Linked DNA regions of Homo sapiens: region 2 is linked to region 1. A link is a contact called in ENCODE Hi-C or POLR2A ChIA-PET data. All regions are on one chromosome and are shown on one strand. The core of a region is the stretch at or near the end of the contact, and the rest is flanking DNA. Distances in the headings are between cores, read along the strand shown. Region 1 has its middle 46 kb from the start of LINC02101. Region 2 has its middle 120 kb from the start of LINC02101.

What was found. A loop is a pair of places that touch in the nucleus more often than their neighbours do. ChIA-PET counts read pairs that join two places held with the same protein, here RNA polymerase II (POLR2A). Pooled maps may share reads with other maps.
Region 2: a map of heart right ventricle shows a loop between it and region 1 (2.5-fold over the local background). The contact joins two enhancer-like sites. A Hi-C loop is called at or near these places in 12 of 168 maps with a recorded cell type or tissue (Right ventricle myocardium inferior, cardiac septum, heart left ventricle and 1 more) and 7 of 50 pooled maps. POLR2A ChIA-PET finds 5 or more read pairs at or near these places in 1 of 52 experiments (activated CD4-positive, alpha-beta T cell).

What each region holds. Positions count from the first base shown.
Region 1 is chr5:58,072,621-58,080,207 of GRCh38, forward strand. No RefSeq gene overlaps it. Among named protein-coding and RNA genes, the nearest start is that of LINC02101, 46 kb to the right of the region's middle. Within about 2 kb of position 4,990, at least 2 of the 41 ENCODE cell types and tissues checked have a DNase peak (open chromatin) inside an H3K27ac peak, as active enhancers do.
Region 2 is chr5:58,237,487-58,245,073 of GRCh38, forward strand. No RefSeq gene overlaps it. Among named protein-coding and RNA genes, the nearest start is that of LINC02101, 120 kb to the left of the region's middle. Within about 2 kb of position 4,062, at least 6 of the 41 ENCODE cell types and tissues checked have a DNase peak (open chromatin) inside an H3K27ac peak, as active enhancers do.

The DNA.
Region 1 (7,587 bases), core at 3,740-6,239:
CACATGTATTATCCACTATAACTGGCCCTTCATTGGAAGGAAAATGGCATTTAGCAGCAGTTGTGGGCTGTGATAACCAACAAAGTGAAAGTAAGAAGAATACTGCAAGTGGAAAATGCTACAACCTTACAGAAAAGCAACACAACTGCGTGAAGCAGGGGCTGCCAAGGAAGTCATAATGTTGAGCCAATAATTCTTGTGGAGTTTTTCATAAGCAAATAGTAAAAACCCAAAGCTATAAGGACACAATTGCTCATTGCAATGACTGATATCCCAATCCCCAAAGAACAGAAAACAAAATCTCTTTAATTATAAATTTGCATATTGGGAATCTCAGTCTGGTCATTGACTCAAATATATTTTAATTTTAAAAAGCATGTATTTATACACATATACATTTGAAAACATGAGCTATGTTCTAGCAGTTCAAAGGCATTTGCCAAGACGTTTCCAATAATCTTGATGTAATTCCCTATTGTGCGCTTAAAAGATTATAAAACTTCCATTGAGCTTTTCTGTATTAAAACGAAACAACTCCATTCTACCTTCATCCCCTCTGGAAAGAATACAGGACCACATTTATGTATTTCTGGTATTAAAAATGCATATTTTACCCAGTGCTAAGTGGAGAGTCTGTTGCTTAATATTTGTAACCATGGGCTGGTAACAATTTCTCTCCAGAGTCACAGGTCCATGCAAAATGAGAGTACATGACCTCAGGCCTTGCCCTTCTCCTTCTCGGTCTTTACTAACATACAGGGGTACATACCCAGGACAATGGAACTGTTTATGAAACAATATAATTCATAATAACACAATGACTCCTTAAAAGTAAAGCTTCGCAAGTGGTATGGAGGAAATGACATCACTTTTAGACTGGACAAGAGACTTAGTGTTTCAGCAAGCATATGAATACAAGTTTTCTACCTGGATGAAATACATGCTATCATAAAGTAATATTCACAGCATGGTTAGGATGAGAATAAAGTCAGAGATGACAAAAATAACCTTTTTATGTTTTTTAATTCTGCACAATTATTCTGGTGCTTTTAAAAATGATTAATGACAATGGCTCACCGATTCTGAGACTTTTACCTGTCTGTGACTTTAAAAAATTAGAAATGCATGAGTTTTTAAAAAGTCAAAGTGAGAACTCAGAAGTGTTAAACTGAAAGTAATGAAAGCACTTTCACAAAATTATTTTTTACCTAAGGGAATCTATTTCAAGTCATATTCAGGATTCTGACTGATGAGTTGATGGATATGCCTGAATTCCATAAAGGAATATGAATTCAAGGGCAAAATGTATTTGGGGGAGGAAACAACTTTATTTAAAAGGCATTGAAATTGATTTTCAAAACTTGTGTGCTTCTGGGGAATAGGAAAGGACAAATTCTCTAATGAGAGCTGAGGATGAAAGTGAAGCGTGTAGGGAGAGAGATACAGACACATAGAGAGAGGCTTTGCAGATATACATGTAAGGACAGTCTCCATCCACAGCCTGAAGAAGTGCAAAAGGTCACTTTCTTGTCTCTGACATATAAGAATAGTATTCTATCATGCAGCAACCTCTATGAATTTGGATACCTCAGCTCATGTCTGAAAACAAAGAATAAAATGTCAAATTCGCCAGTATAAGTTCTGAAAAGTTTCATTATGAAGTCCCCAAATCCAGTAGCATAATTATTAGCTAGGTGTTGACAGCAAGTGTCAGGATGTATCAATATTGCCTGAACCCAGTCGTGATTCAGGAACTACAACACTGACCTTTACCCCAGACACAGTGAGTCTAAAGGCAGTTGTGACATAAAGCTCATTTCAAACAAATGAATAGGGTTGTAAACTTAAGTATAAACAGGATTGTACATAAATCTTTCATCCCTGTATATGTTCATCGTTTTTTTTCAGCTGCCCCAAACATACAAAAAAAGGGAGCTGTGTTTATTTCATTATTCGTATTATAGACTACTTTCAGATTGTGTTTAGAGAAGATGTCTCTTCCTATATGCATAGGTAGATATACATAGATCTTCCCAGTTGAAGAGAGTTATAGCATTGTTTATCTTTTGGTTCCTGTTGTTTCTCCTAACACAGTAATTTTCCTTCAATAAATATTTATTAAATAAATAAAATATAAATAGCTTTCCTCATACATTACAGCATAAGCATAATTAGAAATCATTTTTATTTTAACACCAAGGAGCTTGCTGCATATTTCTAGTTATAATTTGCATGCCACATAGTGTAGCATACTGCGCTCCGATTCAGGTGGAGCTGAGTCCTGCCCTTATCCTTTTTATTAGCTAGATGATCTCCATGGAGTTCATGACAATTTTAAAGGCTCTACTTCCTCAACTGGAGGACGGGAACGGAAAGGAGGAAAGGGAAGAAAAACTTAACTGGCTTATTTCCTAAGATTGCCCTGATGATTGATTGAGATATATGAATGCCGGGTGTAAAATATACGACCCACACCGGTATGCATTTTGAAAAAGTCTAGCAATCATGTCACTCCTTCCAACATGCTGTCTATAATGTGAATTTAGCCCTTATCATTTTTCTCACATTTGTATTTACAAGGCATTTTTCTTTTTCATTCAGGAACAAAAACTAGGATTTAGTTAGTACACAGACTGTTAAATGCGGCTTTCATAGAATGAATATTACAGCTTTTTAAAGCCATTTCTCATTATATTGAAAGCTTTAATTTTGAAAAGAAACTCATGTTTTGCTAACCAAGGTAACATGTAGTCTATTGTGTGCAAACAATATAAAATTATTGTTTGCAAATCTTTTTGTACCTAATTCTAGGATTGCCAAGGAAATGGAAAGATGAAAATGAAATATATGTAGCCATTCCAAGTTTTGCTTTACCTCAGCCTACCCACTTTGCAAGCACCAAAGTTTGAAGTTGGTTTCTAAATTCAGAACACAGTTTCCTAGAGGATCTATATTTGGAAGAAGGATATTTCCCTTGTCTAGAAATACACCCTTTCCTGTGTGCTCTGCAGATATCCAAATGGGAGTTTTCCCAAAACCAAGTAAACAATATCAACTCCTTTGCTTGTTATCTTAAATTTGAATTGAAATCAGTAACTTTGGAAAAATAGTTGGTAATTTGACACAAATGGTGAAGTCTTCCAGTGCTGTGTTCGGACCATGCCTCTGCTCTGCTTTTATGCCCTTTACATTCTTGCATTATTGTACGTACTGTAATATAATCCTATTCTATCTTCCTGATATAAACTCATTGAGGAGAAAGACCTTATTTTTCATTTTTAAGTCTCCTGTGCTTGGCATGGTTTTGGTATAAGGTAAGTGTCCGATAAGTATTTGTTGAAGGGATGAATAAATAAATTGCATATGACTATATAGACACACATACAGTAAAATGAATTTGTAAGGTCAAAACACAGCTGTTTACACAAATGATCAAATAACTTTAGTCCAGTCATAGAAATATAGTAACAGTGACTTAGAGGAACCGATTTGTGGTGAGATAAAACAGAGTTCAAAGCCAGCTCTGCCCCTTTGGCTGGCTCTATGACTTGGGCAAGTTACTACATCTCCTTGTAATAATTGCAATTATTACATCTCTCGGAGCCTCATTCTCCTCATCTGTAAGGTATGGAATGGGTAACAGGATTGAAGGAGGTAAAGCATGCAAAAACTTTTGTAAGGGTCTGGCCATGTAGCAAGTCCTTGATAAATGGTAGCCCTTAGCATTAAGTGGTAGTCACGGTAGAAAAATAAAAGATGTCCTAATAATTTGTAAGAGGTTTTACCACTAGAAACACTATATCTTTTTCTTTTAAGTAGTGTCTTTCTTTATACGACTTTTCATTCAATCTTCTTGAAGCCAGATTTCCTTCCGACAAATTATTCCATTTTCAGTTCTCCCTAATGGATGAATTCTTTTTCTCTTTATGATAAAATAAATAGAGGCAGCTGATACAGCCACAAATCACTCCAACTTCCTATGGAAATTACTTCATTGATTTCTGAAATGATAAAGGACCTGTAATGTACCTATAAATACAGTCATTAAGTCACAAATTGCTCATGGCAGCACAGGAAATCTCAATATACTGTCCAGGCATCATCCTCCCCCAAATACACATTTTCCCAAGGGCGCCCAGCCCGGATCCATTATCATAAGTACAGCTGGAGCTAGAGTCATGAATCAAGGGCAGCTTTCCTGTTCCTCATCCTTTCTGAGTTCATTAGAGTGGGCAAGTTTTCAGACTAACATGTTAGGTCAGAAGTAAGATCATTTGCATAAAACAAGATGAGTATTCACCAGTCAACTTCTCTGTGACATGGTCAGAGTCTGGATTCTAAAAGGAGCCTCTCCTGAAACCCAGAAGGCTCTGATGCAAAAGTAGGAAGGCGTCACAGACTTGGAAAGTGGACTGTATTCCCTAGCCCCAGACATTTCATTTGCAGGCATGCACCATGTCTCATGTCTGGGGCCTGCTCATATTGTCTTCACGGTCAAAGAAGAAAATGATAAGGATTTTGGGCACTGGAAGGTGCAAACAGTGGTTTTATTGCGTGTAAGTTCCGCCCCTGGATGCCTGCAAAAAAGCAGAGACCTTGGCATCTCTACCTGGAACAGAGATAATTCCAAGATCATTGTACGCCCTTTGTGGAATTATACTTAGCAGTGAAAATCTTTCAACCAACTTCTGAACTTGTTAGGGGTGGTTACTGGCAAAATTCTTTGTTTCCCTTTTATATTTATTGACTTTGCCTTCCTCTTACCCCATACTGGCTATATTTCCCTTTTGGGTTTTATTTAGTTTGCTGAGGCTTTCAATTTGTTTCTCCCCAAATCTTCTCAGATCTCTAGTCTCATAGGTTAGGTGTTTAAATAATATATTTAAATGGCTTGTGGAAGAACACAAACATAGAGGCATCACAGCAGGCACTAGGCTCCATGACCTGAAAAACAAACTTATTAATGCCTTTGTGTTCTTTTCAGCACATCCCACTAGTGGAGGGCTAGCTGGCAGCCGCAGCTCACTGCTTAAACCGAAATGAATTTCACAAGAAAACACAGTTCATATGCCAAAAGGAAGTAATTCAATCCAAGTACAGAATAATCTTTTTCTGGTACCTTATATTTATTTTTTATGTGCCGTATTTAAACTTTTAATCATCCAGCAGCAGCAGGAATTACTACTCATCATCATTCTTCCCATTGCATTTGGGAACAGCACCAATACTCAAGGATTACCTGGAGTGTGAGGGGATGCATATTAAATTCCTGTTTTCATTTTCCTAAATGTGTCCCATTATCTCTCTATTGTCCTTGGCTTTTGTGAAAGAAAAAGAGGCAAAAATAGGCCGAAACCTGTTCAGACAAGCAGCATCTAGTGAGCAAAAAGAAAATCTCCTGGGTAGGTCTTACTCAAATCTCTTTAATGGCACACTAATTATATATAACCCTACTGGCATCTTTGGTGTCACTTTCTTTAGAAAAATTATCAAGTGTTTATCCCTGGGGTTTATGTTGTTACTCTTGGAAAGAATCCACCAAGTGTCTGAAATGACTCTGAGGCTACTCTCCTTGAACCTGCCCTATGCTTAGCCAGAGTTTGTCATTAACTGCAGGTGGTTACTGAGCAATTATAGCTAATCAGAACCTTAAAGGGAGGGGTTTTTAATCCCCCTCATGGGACGCTTTCCCCTTGAAGTTCTGTTTACTTCTATTTGATGCTTTAGGCAATCCTCTAACATTTGGGAAGAAAGTTTTTCTATTTATCAATTACTATGAAATGTCTTCATGATGTGCTATTATTATATTATCTTTTAAAGGGAAATTTGAAAATTTCTTTGAAAATGAAATCTAGTTTTTTATACAGGATGAAAATTAATCCCTTCTAGGTTTGCCCTCAGCTGTCAGAAAACTCTCATAGCACTCAGTAGTTTTTAATATCTTTTCTGCTGCAGTCTGAGTCTGGCTAGGGTTTGTGACCAGACTGTTTAATAGCTTTGTATCTTTTGTGAGATCTTTATGATAAGGGACAACATATACTTTCATATTTCAAAGACAAATAATTTCAGAAGGTAACATTTTTCTTGAGAGTTGAATTAAAAAATCTTCTGAATTTTGGATAGGAAGTTTTCTAAAATATATTATGCACTTCATTTCCTTCTTAAACAAACTATTTGATGCATATTTCCAAATTTTTAAATAAATAAAATAATCATCATGGACGTCGACTATTTTCCTCTGCCTAAAACATAATGGTCTTGGGAATAATTAAGCTATTTGTGGCTATTTGCTCCATACCAAATGGTCCTGTACTGCCAGTCTTTTACAATCCTTTGTATGGCTTTTGTAAACCATAGATTTTGTCTATGGTCTTCATTGCTTTTACCTTTGTTTGCTTTCACTTCTTGCTGTGCCCTGGGCACTGCTGAGAGCCCTTAGCTAATAACTGACCCCTGGTGTATGAACATCAGGACATATTTTGACTGCTAGCTCCCTTGAGAACATTGGACTTAGCTGATTTCCCTGTTCCACATATAACTATGATGTACATTACTCTGACATTGAATGGAATCTTTCAAAATAGTTAGTCAAAATGGTGGAACACAAAGTACAGGTTGATCCTTTTACTTTAAATAAGTCGAATGTAAAATGCAGAAAGCCAAACAGATAGATACTACCTCTAATAGTAAAAGCAGATGGGCTAGAATCCAAATTTTGTCTATTCTTAAGCTTTATTTAGGAACTAAAGTGGTTTTATTATGTTAAAAATGTAGATTCCTGGACACACTTCAAACCTTCTGGATCAGAATTTCTGGAGGCAGAATTCTTGATTCTTAAGCATGCAACCAACATAATTTTGACAAAAAAAAATTGGGGCCACATTTTGCGAAGTGTTAAGCTATAGTTAAGCATTATAATAATAATAAGTATGCTGGTGAATCACAGTGATCCTTGTTAAAAGAGAATTCTTACTGATAAATAAAAGTATTTATAGTCTTTTCTATATTCATTATATATTTTATAATGAATCATCTATTTTTAGAAAAGTTCTGTGAAGTAGAAAATTTAACTCAGCATAAAAAAAAATGTAAGGTAATGTTTTTATTCTCAAGAGGCGGATTGGGCTGCAGAACATCTGTGAACTCCTTAAAAGTGCATGCGGCCGGGCGCGGTGGTTCACGCCTGTAATCCCAGCACTTTGGGAAGCCGAGGCGGGCGGATCACGAGGTCAGGAGATCTAGACCATCCTGGATAACCCGGTAAAACTCCGTCTCTACTAAAAATACAAAAAAATTAGCCGGGCGTGGTGGCAGGCGCCTGTAGTCCCAGTTACTCCGGAGGCTGAGGCAGGAGAATGGCGTGAACCCGGGAGGCGGAGCTTGCAGTGAGCCGAGATCTCGCCACTGCACTCCAGCCTGGGCCACAGAGCAAGACTCCGTCTCAAAAAAAAAAAAAAAAAAAAGTTTTTTTGGATATATGCTTTTTTCTGGGAAGAGAGTTGATAACTTTCAAGTGATTATGCTCATTTTAGAGATGAGAAAACTAAGGCTCAAAGAGATTAAGGAACTTGCCCTTAGCAGTTAAAA
Region 2 (7,587 bases), core at 2,812-5,311, 160 kb after region 1:
TGGCTAATAAGGTGCTGCATATCAGTTGTATAACTTTGAGAAACTGGCCTCAGTTTCCCTCTATGCTAATTGAGGAGGTTGTACAGGGGCTAGCTACGTGGATGTTTTGCCTTTATGGTTTAAGATGGTGCATTATTCTAAACTGTTAAAAATTATCTATCTCAGAAGCAACTATCTTCATGTCAAATAATAGAAACTTAATAATCGACTGAGAAAATCTACTGCCCAAAATCTCTGAGAGGTGGCATTGTAGGAAATTAAGTGGATATAGACATTTATAATATTTCAATTCCTGTTAATATCCAGGGCATACTTATTTGGCTTCTCTTAGCTTATGCTTATATAATATGCAAAAGCAAAATAATTATAAGGAAAAATACAGTCAATTGCTAATGTACTGGTGTATTTTTTTAATTTTAAGTTTGGTATTATATAACTGGGTCATTTAAAATAAAGATCAATTTTCCTTAGAAGAGAATTTATTAATGATAATTTTTAAAGATTTAGAAAATAATTTTCTACCTAGGTCAGAGTTAGTCACATTTAATTCAGCAGTATTTAGTGAACACTTTTTAAGTAACTGAGTACATATCACATTGCTTGACATAGTTGCAAAAGCCATAGTTACTGTTATTTATTTAATATTTTTAGTTACTGTTGACTTGGAGTTTTAACTGAAATAAATTTATTTTTTAACTTGATAAATGTTAATTGCTTGTCATAGTTAAAAACTGAAGGTAGAAGTAAAATGCATCATAAATATTTGTGTAATGTTTGCTCTTTACTATCTTTACTACCACATTTGCATTATAGAATCCTGAAAGCAAGTTACCCCCAACGTGGACTTTAAAAATTAGCACTCAATCAAATCACCACAATGCCTCTACAGTTTCTTATCTGCTATTTGCTCTACAAATAGGCATTTTTTAGACGCTAGAATACCTGATGATTACTAAGAACAAACAGATATAACTTAAACATGTAATAGTAACTTTATTTTATCTTATTTATTTAAGATTCTGGTGAACCACCAAATGAATTCAGAAAGGCATCCACTAAGAATTGGCCTTGAGAAAAATTACAAAGCTAGCAGTTTGCCTTTGAGAATCCCTACCCAGGACCAACCACATTCTGAACTTCCAGCCTTTTTTTTTCTTTTCTACATCATATATTCCTCACTTTATTGATCTCTTAGTGATCGTTTTTGCTTTTTATAACCTTCAGAAAAGGATCTGCAAGTCATTCACATTAAGCTGATCACAGCTTAAAAGTGTACGTCTCCTCGGCCTTACTGTGTTCAAGAGGGATGAAAGCCAGGAGAATCAAGTCTAGAGTAGTAGATTTGGGTTTAAACCCTACTGTGCCTCCCCACCAACCTGCCCTGACCACCACCATCCCAAGCCACTTAACAGCTATGTGATATTGAGCAAGTTATGTAACTTCTCTAAGCTTGTTTCCTCACTGGCAAAGTGAGAATAAGAATATTTCCTTCCTCATAGGTTTGTGATGAGACTTTAATGAGATAAGGTAACAGGCTTACATAGTGCCTGGTGCAAAGTGTGAACTTCATAAACAATAGTTGATATTATTATTACATAAACAGTTTCCACCAAAGAAGAAGGCTGGCCCTACCCATAAGTAACATTCAAAACATTCTGTAAACTACAGGTGGAACCTGGTTACGTTGTGCTGTTAAGCAAGTGTTTGTTTATAGTCAGGTTTGTTTTTGTCAAGATATGACTTTATTTCTTAAAAAAAGTGATATGATTAATAGAAATGACTCAAAAGGTTTGCAAGAGTACTAATCAGAAGGAAGACACTTTGAATCTATTTTACTCAAACAGCAAAGTATGAAAATGAGTTTTAGGAACAGAAAGTCTTTCTTCCCCCACCCACAACTGTCACAACTCCACCCAACAATGGTCTTAAGGTTTAAGTCCAAAACAATGCCTAGCTTTCTATTTTTCTCTCCTACAAGGGCTGAATAATTTACCTTCCCAATTATTTCTATAGGATGTATAATTATAAAGATTATTTTGACAGACATGTCTGACCTAAAGCTTTGTTTCTACTCTACTTGAGTTGCAGCAGGTGAACCATGAGAACCTACAAATCAGGCAAGACTTGAGTTTTACAAGTTCTTTGTACAGGGATGGAACAAAGGTTATGATCAGCAAGAAATGCATTGTTTCTTGAACGTGAAGGTGTTCTGAATCTTTCCATGGGGATGCGTTTCAGGATTATCAACAGAGAAAATAATCTCCAACTGTTGTTGTTTGGGGGATTTTCTCTTCTGGGATAACTCTTCTGAAAGCACCTGCTGGGTGACTTGGTAGAAAAGGTCATGAGAAAGTAAACAATTTGACAGCCATTTCCTGAGCCATCTGATCTTATCCTTGAAGATGGATCACATTCTCCAGCAGAACCTGTTATAAATAGCAGTCAGTAGTGGCTGGGTGCTACTAACAAGGCTTAGCACAGGATTGACAGTTTTGATCCCCACTGTGGACTCTTCCCAGGAGCCAGTTCCTACCTTAGGCATTAATGGATCACATATTGTCGCACACGCTCCACCACCCCCATCTCTAGCCGATCTTTTGCTTCTCTCAACCAGCAAAGATTCTCTTGAGCTTGTTTTTCTATTGATTGTATTGCAGAAAACAATAAATAGGCTTTCTATTGTATTTACTATAATTTTTAAAAATTACATATTATCCCATTTGATAGTGTGCATTCTTCACTATTTGAGACTCACTGGCTCAGAGATTTTAGACTGACTTCAGAGATACGATTCTTTCATTCCATAGAAGACCCAAGGACCAAGTTTGTTTAAGAAGACTGTTTCCGTCTCAGGTTCAGCATCAAAGGATCTGAACCTTCAGGATGGAAGGCAAACCCATATGCAGCTTTCTCTGATCAAAATAATGTTTCCTGCAATCACCAGCCATCACGAAGGCATGACAAAGCCTAAAAGAATCAACATGAACCGGAAGTTTCTATCTGAATCATCCACTTGGCATTATGTTTCAGAAAATGCTAAAGGATTGTTTTTAAAGTGATATTTGATAGTGATATGATAGGCATGATTTTGTTTCTTCCTTCAATAATATGCTCCAAGAAAATATCTAATGTTTATGTAATAGAAGTATTTAAATTTTGTATAAGCATGAGCAAGCATGGCTAAATATTACTCAACAAGAATTTTTAAACACATACCATGTGCCATGCACCATTCAGAAGGGTGGAAGGTCTTACCTTCATGTAGACACAGTCTTGTAGAAAAACTTAACTGAGGAAAATTGTAATAAACCAAGAAGAATCCTTGTTGACAATATTTTAGATGCAAAATCAAAGCTGTGGGGTTATAAGAATCTGAGATTTTATTGGAAATAGATAAAAGTTTTTCTGAATTAGCTTCATTTGGATTAAAATCCTATTAGAGATTTAGTGGCTGGCAAAGTATTTCTGGGCCTTAATTTCATCATTGTTAAAATAAGAGGTTAGATGAAGTATCAGCTTCCTTCCAGTTCTACTATTCTAGGTCTATTATTATATATTTTCAAAATTTATAAAACAAAGTACATTATTTGACAATAAATTTTGTTGTTTCTCTAAAAAGTGCACATATATATACATATATATGTGTATATATGTATATATATTGTATATGTGTGTATATATATGTGTATATATATATATATATGTGCACTTTTTAGAGAAATAACACAATTTATTGTCTCCATATACAATATAAGAAGCACCTTGTATACGATAGTATCTTTTAGTTGGTGGTATCCTAATTGTCGTGATGACATGTTGTCTTTATTCCTCTTATAAGGATGTTGAGGAAGGTCAGTACAGTTGTCAACAATAAACACATGTTGAATATCCACCATGTATATAGCATTGAAATCAATACAGGTTTAGAAGATGGTATTAAGGAGAGCAAATGGTGTCCCTGTGTCTGAGACCCAGCAATTCTGTTGCTCTTGCATAGAAGAGCAAGGTTGGACCTGAGTTGGGCTCTGCCTGACCAGTGAAGGAAGACGAGGGAGACTCCACCCTCTGACCTTATCCGCTGCCTTCAACCTCTGAGAACGGTTATTCCCAGTCCTATTGTTTGGTACTTCCTGATCCTGCTTGCTCCCTCTGACTCACCAAACATGAAATCATAGCTAAGAAAGCTTCAAAGAGACCCTGGATAGCCCTAGACACACACTGTTTAAATGATAAAATGGTGTCAACCATTAACACTATAAACAAAATCATGTGTTTATCATGACAGCTGCACTGTGTAAAGACCTGCCCCTCAAATAAAGCCTGAGTCCTTTAAGCTGCTTCCCAAGGTCTTCTCAATCTAGACCCACACATTTCTTCAATGTGTACAAACTTAATGCTCTAATAATTAATTCCTCATAGTTATCATTCTGTGGCATGCTTATTCTTAACTGTTTTCTTTACACCTACAGTTGCATATGCCCATATGCCTTTATTTTTCTACTCCACCTGACAAAGCCTTCTTCTGTGAAGCCTAGCTAAAGTGTCAACTTATCTGTAAAGCCTCTCCCGATAACTTTGGATAAGTTAGTCATGTCCTCTCTCTTACTAGGTGTTCGTATTTCCACCATAGTTATTGTGATTCTCTGCTGACATGTTTCTCTTTATCACCAGATTTCAAGCTCTTTAAGGGAAAAGGCTGTGTTTTATTTATCTCTGGATCCCTAGAATTTTATGGTTCCTGAGGGTCAAAGTTTGTTTAATAAATGAATGTATTCTGACTTCTTCCTCAAAGCAGAGAAGCCTTTAGTATGGGCATGTATTAGTCTGTTCTCATGCTGCTAATAAAGACATACCCGAGACTCAGTAATTTATAAAAGAAAGAGGTTTAATTGACTCACAGTTTAGCATGGGGAGGCCTCAAGAAACTTACAATCATGGCAGAAGAGGAAGCAAACATGTCCTTCTTAACATGGTGGCAGCAAGGAGAAGTGCAGAGCAAAAGTAGGGGGGTTGAGGGGGTGGGGGAGTGGGGAAGCCCCTTATAAAACCTGCAGATCCTGTAAGAACTCACTCACTATCACAAGAACAGCATGGAGGTAACCAACCCCATGATTCAGTTATCTCCCACCAGGTCCCTCCACAATTATGGGGACTACAGTTCAAGAGAGATTTGGGGTGAGGACATAGCCAAATCGTATCAAGGCACATGTAATTGAGTGGAAGGTGAAGAAAATAACAGGGGTTAGGGAGGGCAGTGAGCCTGAGCAGTCACCTTGAGCCAAACTGGAGTGGTGTAGAGGGCCCCTAAAACTGCAGCCAGACAGAGAGAGAGGCCAGGAAGCAAATCCCAACTCACTGTTCTTTCCATTTGTTCATAAAAATTGAATAATATGGAAGGAGTCCAAGTTGATATCTTTACATAATGTGTTTTGTTTCTCCAATAAACATTGGAGGAAGATTGGGCATGATAGAATAATCAAATAAGCTGAGGAGTTGCCCAGGCCCACTTCTGAGGAGATAAGTTTTTAATCCTTTAATAGACCACAAATGAAATTAAAAATTAAAAAATAAATCCAAACAAAAATTGAAGTCTTCTTCATCTACCTAGCTGGTTCCAAAGTTAGAAAAGATGTACAGGAGAACAGCTAGAATAATTCATTCATCTTTTCAGGCTTTTACTGAACTTCATAGGAAAAAGTGAGGAGGAAGAGAAAGTGTATTATTTAAAATGATTAACATTAGTTGCTGTAACAAACATCCCTTACATTTCAATGGCTTGACACAGTAAGTCTGATTTCTCCCTTCATACCAAGAACTACAAGTCAATATCCAACCAGCAGCACATGACTGATGATAGGGAAAGGTTTAGTGTACAAGCCTGGAAATGGTGCACATCAATTCCTTCACATCCCACTGTCCAGAAAGCAACAAAAAGCCTCCCTCTTTCATCGAGGGGCTGCTTACTGTGGTTTAGCTATTTCTAAGAAGAGAAGAAACCAGCATTCTATCACAGAATGGAAGTAAAAAGAAAGATAAAAGGCAAAGGAAAAATAAAATAAAGGGAGAAATTTTGAAAAACATTTAGGAAAAAATTGTACTCTCTGGCTTCTCTTATATAGAACACCCCTTACCATAGATTATCATACAGCTGAAGAATAGAAGACATATATGAGACATCTATACATATACACATGTACATATATGCCCCATTCAGCTGTGTAACTGTGTGTGTGTGTGTGTGTGTGTGTGTGTGTGTGTGTAGGTGTGGGAGAGATGAGGTCCAGGGTGTAAAATAATGAAAAAAGATATTTAAAAGTATATATTAAAATCTATTTCTACTAACTATGTACTTTCCTTCTAGCAAACTTGGTTTCTTGTAATACTCAAGTCTTTGAGACTTGCACTGTGTACACCACCTCACAGAGATCATTTTCTTTCATGGTTCTTTAGTTTGGGCATGTGTTGTTTCTTTTGCCTACTCCAGTTAGAAACAATATAGTGATTAATTGTGATCTGTTTTCACCCCACAACTTTCTTCTCTTTAACCTTCAGCCAACTGCTACTATTTGTTCAAGATCTAAGCAAGTTTTCTCAGGAATATGTATTATTTCTTAGCTTTTCTTGATGGTGTTCATTTAGTTCCTAGGCTTGTTTTGCTTTCAGAACTGTGAGTCGCCTGAAGACCAGCTCTTCTTGTAGGCCCAGTGCCTCACAGAACTCCAGGCATATAAGAGTTAGGATGACCATATGAATTCTTGACAAAACCAAGATGTTTTTGAGTGAAAGGGTGAAGTTGTAATTATATTATGCAAGATAGCAGGAGTAAACCAGGGCTATCCCTGAAAAACATGGACATATGGGCTCTATAAATATGTGTTGATGAGAATACAAGCTCTGTTCTGGAATCCAAACTCTATTCATCTCACATCACTTTATCCTATATCCTCATCACTTAAAACTGTGCATGGCACATAGTGAGTGTGCGTTAGAAAGGTGCTGAGTAGATGAAGAACTGGGAGAACACAAAATATGTAGCAGTTCTACAAGGTTCTAGTCTCCCTCAAGGAGAAAGCCTTGAACAGAACAATTTCCTCAGCTCTCTTCTCACTTTTCTACTTGATATGTTCCTTCAGCAGCTTTGCCTAGCACAGTGGACTGCCCTCTGTCCCCCATCCAGCTGCCTTCCCATAACCATGCTAGGACACAAAGCTTCCCCTCCGAAGCAATGAGATGCATAAATTCATGATCCTTAAAATACAATCTGCTACAGATACCAGCTACATTGGTTAAGGGTTTTTTTTAAAAGTGATTCAGGTATTGTCATTACAGCTTCAAGACCCATACCAGAGAGCAGTTTTTAAAACCTGATTTATCTCCTTTTGTAGGCTCGGTCACAGAGTTAAGTAGCAGCAACAGTGGGAGGCAGGACACTTCTCTTTGCTCCGTTTTGACTGCTGTCACCCAGAAGCTGATGCTGCTAGAGGGGATTGAGGAGGTGGGGGAGGTTTGGGGCCATTACAATCAGAGGAAGAAGGGGAGGAGCTGACTGAGTAGGGAAGGACTGTGTTTAATGTGATTGAGTAATCA